2 separate regions of the Homo sapiens genome follow, and region 1 is linked to region 2. The links are chromatin loops, found by intact Hi-C in ENCODE. Cell type or tissue: heart right ventricle. All regions are shown on one strand. Each heading gives the region's core, and the rest is flanking DNA. Links, peaks and the distances in the headings are about the cores only. Region 1 has its middle 24 kb from the start of CCR7. Region 2 has its middle 1.8 kb from the start of KRT222.

Region 1 (2,913 bases), core at 170-2,669, 78 kb after region 2:
CAAAGAGTGGCCACTATTTTATGCACTCTGAGTGTAGCCTGTTTGGGGTCAAATCAACAGAAATATCCTTCATTTTAACTTAGCACTCTTTGGCTGAGCACCAAGAATATGCCAGGTACTGTGTTAAATATGTAAGAAATAAATAAGATGCCACGTAATGGTAAGCTGATAGAGGGAGAAAAATGCATGCATGCCCATGATACAAATTTGACTAAGAGGTGCTATCCTAGCAGTGTGAACAGCATTTGTGGGTTCAGGGACTTCAAGAATTCTTCAGGAGGTGAGAGTATTTGAGCTGGGTCTTGAATAATGAGTTAGAGTGTGACACGGGAGAGAAGGAGCTGGAGCCACCTTAGCCTGACAGAAGAGCATGTGGAAAATCCCAGAAAAATGAAAGTGCACAATGCTTTTAGGGAACCCACAGGTCACTCGGAATGGCTGGAGCACAAAGTAGCTACAGTGGGGGAGTAGAGAGATTGAGGTCAGTGATGTCAACTGGGCCAGATAGAGAAGGGCTTTGAATGCCATTAAAAGCACAAGAGGAGGATGAAATAGATATGGTCTCCTTAAACAGTTGTATGGGGAGGAACAGGAGGGTTTCAGGACTCCACCTTTCACCCATCTTTTCTTTCTGACCAAAGCTCTACTGGGATTTCCTAAATGTGCATAACCTAAGCTTCTCTGAGGCCACAGTCCCACTAGGAGATGATCAATGGAATCCCCAAATGTGAGACCAGAGAGGACAGACAAGATCATCTGGTTCAATCCCCAGATAAGGAACCAGGAGAAAAGGGCCTCATGGAAATTTGGCTGGCAGAGCCAAGACTGGAACCCCACACACGTTTTCACTGCAACAGATGGTCTCAGGATCAATGAGCATCAAGATACCTGGGCTTTCTAATCATGTTTAAAATGGACAATTTCAATCCAAGTGGGAATCATGGCGGATGGGAGGCAGGACTAGATTGCAGCTCTGGACAGAGCAGCCATGTGGAGGTTTGCATTGTGAATTTTAGCTCCAGATCAACTGCAAGAACAAACCAGCCACCCTGAGAGGACCCACAAACCCTCTGAAGGAAGCGGACTGCTCCTGCAAGACCCAGGAGACAACCCAAATACTCTGGGAGGTAAAAAGCCTCAGGCAAGTTTTCAAGCCCATCTCGCCCTTCACCTGGAAACAGACTCGGTGCTGTAGGGGGAGGCACGGTGGGAGTGAGCACTTGGGTTTGCATGGGACCTGGGTGAGGCCTGTGACTGCTGGCTTTCCCCCACTTCCCTGACAACCTGCATGACTCAGCAGAGGCAGCCATAATCCTCCTAGGTACATAACTCTAGTGACCTGGGAATGTCACCCTCATCCCCTACAGCAGCCACAGCAAGACCCACCCAAGGAGAGTCTGAGCTCAGACATGCCTAGCCTCTCCCCCACCCAATGGTTCTTCCCTGTCCACCCTGGTAGTTAATGGAAGACAAAAGACATATAATCTTGGAAGTTATAGGGCCCCGCCTACCGCCAGTCCCTCTCCACACTACTACAGTTGATGCTTTCTGGAAAGTGCCACCTCCTAGCAGGAGGCCAACCAGCACAAAAATAGAGCATTAAACCACCAAAGCTAAGAACCCTCATGGAGTCCATTGCACAGCCTGCCACCTCCACCAGAACAGGTACTGGTATCCACGGCTGAGAGACCCAGAGACAGTTCACATCACAGGACTCTGTGCAGAAATCCCCAGTACCAGCCCAGAGCCAGGTAGACTTGCTGAGTGGCTAGACCCGGAAGAGAGACAATCACTGCAGTTTGGCTTACAGGAAGCCACATCCACAGGAAAAGGGGGAAAGTACTACATCAAGGGAACACCCTGTGGGACAAAAAAATCTGAACAACAGCCTTCAACAGCCCTAGACCTTCCCTCTGATAGAGGCTACCCAAATGAGAAGGAACCAGACAACCAACCCCAGTAATGCGACAAAACAAGGTTCATCGACACCCCCCAAAAATCACACTAGTCCACCAGCAATGGGTCCAAGCCAAGAAGAAATCCCTGATTTGCCTGAAAAAGAATTCAGGAGGTTAGTCATTAAGCTAATCAGGAAGGGACCAGAGAAAGGCGAAGTCCAATGCAAGGAAATCCAAATAATGATACAAGAAGTGAAGGGAGAAATATTAGAGGAAATAGACACCTTAAAGAAAAAACAAGCAAAAATTCAGGAAACTTTGGACATACTTTTAGAAATGCAAAAGCTCTGGAAAGTCTCAGCGATAGAATTGAACAAGTTGAAGAAAGAAATTCAGAGCTCGAAGACGAGTTCTTCAAATTAACCCAATCCAACAAAGACAAAAAAAAAGAATAAGAAAATATGAATAAAGACTCCAAGAAGTTTGGGATTATGTTAAATGACCAAACCTAAGAATAATCGGTGTTCCTGCGGAAGAAGGCAATTCTAAAAGCTTGGAAAACATGTTTTGGGGGAATAATCAAGGAAAAGTTTCCTGGCCTTCTAGAGACCTAGACATACAAATACATGAAGCACAAAGAACACCTGGGAAATTCATCACAAAAAGATCTTCACCTAGGCACATTGTCATCAGGTTATCCAAAGTGAAGACAAAGGAAAGAATCTTAAGAGCTATGAGACAGAAGCACTAGGTAACCTATTAAAAAACAAAACAAAACAAACCTATCAGATTAACAGCAGATTTCTCAGCAGAAATCCTACAAGCTAGAAGGGACTGGGACTCTATCTTCAGCCTCCTCAAACAAAACAATTATCAGCCAAGAATTTTGTATCCAGCAAAACCCAGCATCATATATGAAGGAAAGATACAGTTGTTGTCAGACAAACACATGCTAAGAGAATTCATCATTACCAAGCCACCACTACAAGAACTGCTAAAAGAAGCTCTACATCTT
Region 2 (2,913 bases), core at 226-2,725:
TGACTGTCTCAGTGAACACAGCTTGGACAGATGACACTAAGGACAATATGCTCCCCGCCCCAGGTCACAACTATATAAGCTCCCCTAAAACTTAGATGCAATGCTTTGGAGAAAAGGCGAGAGACTGAGATGATGAGATTTAACACACATCCTCCATAGAATAGGAACTCAAAATAAAGATTAACATGAAAAAAGAAAAATAAAGCAATAAGGTCTGCCTGAGCCTATGCACCCAGAGTTGTGATAGCTGCAGCATGAACTACTTGCCAATATTTAACTGCAGGAATCTTAACTTCAGATGATTGTACCAACAACTCGTTTCCTCTGGCTGAAGAGAGAGGGATAAATGAGTGGAAGAAAACTTACATTTATCAGAATGGCTCTCAAACTTTGCTACATATTAGACTCCTGGGAAGTTTTCAAAAATTCTGATGCCCAGGCCCCGTCCTGAGCCAATTAAATCAGATTTTCTGGGAGGAGGACACAGTCATCACCATTTTTTAAAGTTCCAGAAGTGATTTCAGTGTGCAGACACACAGACACACGAATGTCCCTGGAGCCAGGGTCCCCAAACACAGTATTTTGGCATTTGTGAGATGTGTTATAACAAGCTTTCTCCTTTTAATAAAGTCAACATTTTTAAATTATTTACTTTTCTAATAACTATAATGGATTTATGACAATCTCCATCATAATCTCAGTCCATGCACCAAGAATTGTAGGGACCCCACAATTTTATATATGCCATAGCCTTTAATGAGGTATTGTTACTGTTTTATTTAAATAAAGGGTAGTATTTTTGTAAAGGAAAGTAATAATATTTTTTCCTTGAAAAATAAAATTTGAGATCTAGAAATAGTTTACTGCATTACTCACATGCCTGTAAAATACCTTTCTAAATCCTATCCCCTCTGTCTGTCTCAATAAATAAATATTTATTATTATGTCTCAAATTATTGACACAGGGTCCCATTCTGTTGCCCAGGCTGGAGTGCAGTGGTGTGATCTGGCTTACTGCAGCCTCAATCTTCCCAGGCTCAAGTGATCCTCCCACCTCAGCCTCCCAAGTAGGTGGGACTACAGGCTTGCACCACTACTCCTGGCTAATTTTTTAATTTTTTTTTTTTGTAGAGTCTGGGTCTCTCTATGTTGCCCAGGCTTGTCTTGAACTCCTGAGCTCAAGCCATCCTCCCGCCTCAGCCTCCCAAAGTGCTGGGATTACAGGGGTGAGCCACTGTGCCCAGCTATTGAGCACTTTAAATGTGGCTGTTCCAAGCTGAGATGCGATGTAAGTATAAAATACACTTGGATTTCAAAGACAGTATCAAGAATAATGTAAAAGATCTCATTAACATTTTATATGGGTTGCTGCATTTTGGATATATCAAGTTAAATAAAATATAGTCGTAAAATTAATTTCACTTCTTTTTGTTTCAATCTTTTGATATGGCTACTAGAAAGTTTGGAAGGACATCTGTGGTTTGCATTTGTGGTTTGTGTTATATTTCCACTGGACAGTGCTGCTTTATTTAGGGTGCATAAGAAATGCTGGCAGACCTATTTAAAATGCAGATTGCCAGGACTGACCCTCCAGGGAATCTAGTTCAGCTCTCTGTGTTTCAGGCGGATATTAGCAGGAGCTACCTAAAGTAGCAGGAAGCATTTAATTCATTGCTCCCTGAATTTAATTTAGGAATTTAATTCATTGCTTTCTTCTCTCTCCTCCACTCCCAAGCCTAATTCTCTTCATATTTCTCAGTCCCAGTTACCAAGAAAGAGAATCAGTTTGGCCTAGATAATCATTAATGACTCTCTTTAGTCAGAGCTTTCTGTCTCAGCCTACTCCAAAGGTCTCTGACCAATCTATAGATAATCAAGTTGTGACTGATGGGGAAGGTGCAGGAGGTAGGGAGGGGTGGGTCAGAAATAACCTGGAACCTCTCCTCTCACCAGGAGCTGTGGGTAGGACAGCTTTGTTTGGAGAGGGCTGTGAGAATGCCCAGCATAGACTGGCCTGGCCAGATGTGAGTTAATTCAGAAATTAAAAGAGCAGGACATGCATGCAAAGGCCCTGTAAGGGCTAGAACCCAGGTCTGATTATCTCCTGAACTGTGCTCCAGATACAATTCAGCCAAAGCCACTCCACAAATAACAATAATGATAGATCCACTCTCACGACATATTTCTGTCACATCTAGCAACCAGCTGGCAAGATTAAACCAGGAATTTAGAAGGGGAGAGAGAGAACGCAGAGGCAGATATGCAGGGGTAATACATGGAACACAAGCAAGTTGTCAAAGAGCCAGTCCCAGTGATGTCATACATCACTGAGCAACCTTGGGCAAGATGCCTCAACCTCTCTGGCCTCAGTCTTTTCATCTTTACAGGTTAGAAAATGTCAGGGATTGCAAGGATTGGATGGAATGATACGCCAAATACACCCTCCGAAGGGCTCAAGTGATTGCAACGATTGGATGGAATGGTACACTGACTACACCCTCCAAAGGACTCAAGGGTTCTTTTGGTGAATACACCAAAAGGTCTATTTCTTCATCCTTGTTAAAACTTTGGAAATGTTAACTCACAACTCTCATAGTCTACCAGCACTTATCTGCAACATTTTGAGAAAACTAAATATAATTTTCTTTTTTTTTTTTTTTTTTTTTTTTGGAGATGGAGTCTCACTCTGTCACCCAGGCTGGAGTGCAGTGGCTCAATCTCGGCTCACTGCAACCTCCACCTCCTGGGTTCAAGCAATTCTCCTGCCTCAGCCTCCCGAGTAGCTGGGATTACAGGCACCCACCACCACGCCCAGCTAATTTTTGTATTTTTAGTAAAGACAGGGTTTCATCATGTTGGCCAGGCTGATCTCGAACTCCCGACCTCAGGTGATCCACCCACCTCAACCTCCTA

The links. A loop is a pair of places that touch in the nucleus more often than their neighbours do. Peaks named below come from ENCODE experiments on the same cell type or tissue, not always from the same donor. Only the 100,000 strongest peaks of a DNase experiment are listed, where the experiment ranks them.
Region 1: it touches region 2 in a loop (12-fold over the local background); 1 of 110 quality-filtered maps calls a loop at or near these places.

Annotation. Positions count from the first base shown.
Region 1 is chr17:40,587,576-40,590,488 of GRCh38, reverse strand. No RefSeq gene overlaps it. Among named protein-coding and RNA genes, the nearest start is that of CCR7, 24 kb to the right of the region's middle. RefSeq lists an enhancer at 668-1,867. In heart right ventricle, for the core only: no CTCF peak of the experiment used is centred there; no DNase peak of the experiment used is centred there; H3K27ac peaks cover 613 bases.
Region 2 is chr17:40,665,481-40,668,393 of GRCh38, reverse strand. No RefSeq gene overlaps it. Among named protein-coding and RNA genes, the nearest start is that of KRT222, 1.8 kb to the right of the region's middle. In heart right ventricle, for the core only: no CTCF peak of the experiment used is centred there; no DNase peak of the experiment used is centred there; H3K27me3 peaks cover 2,420 bases.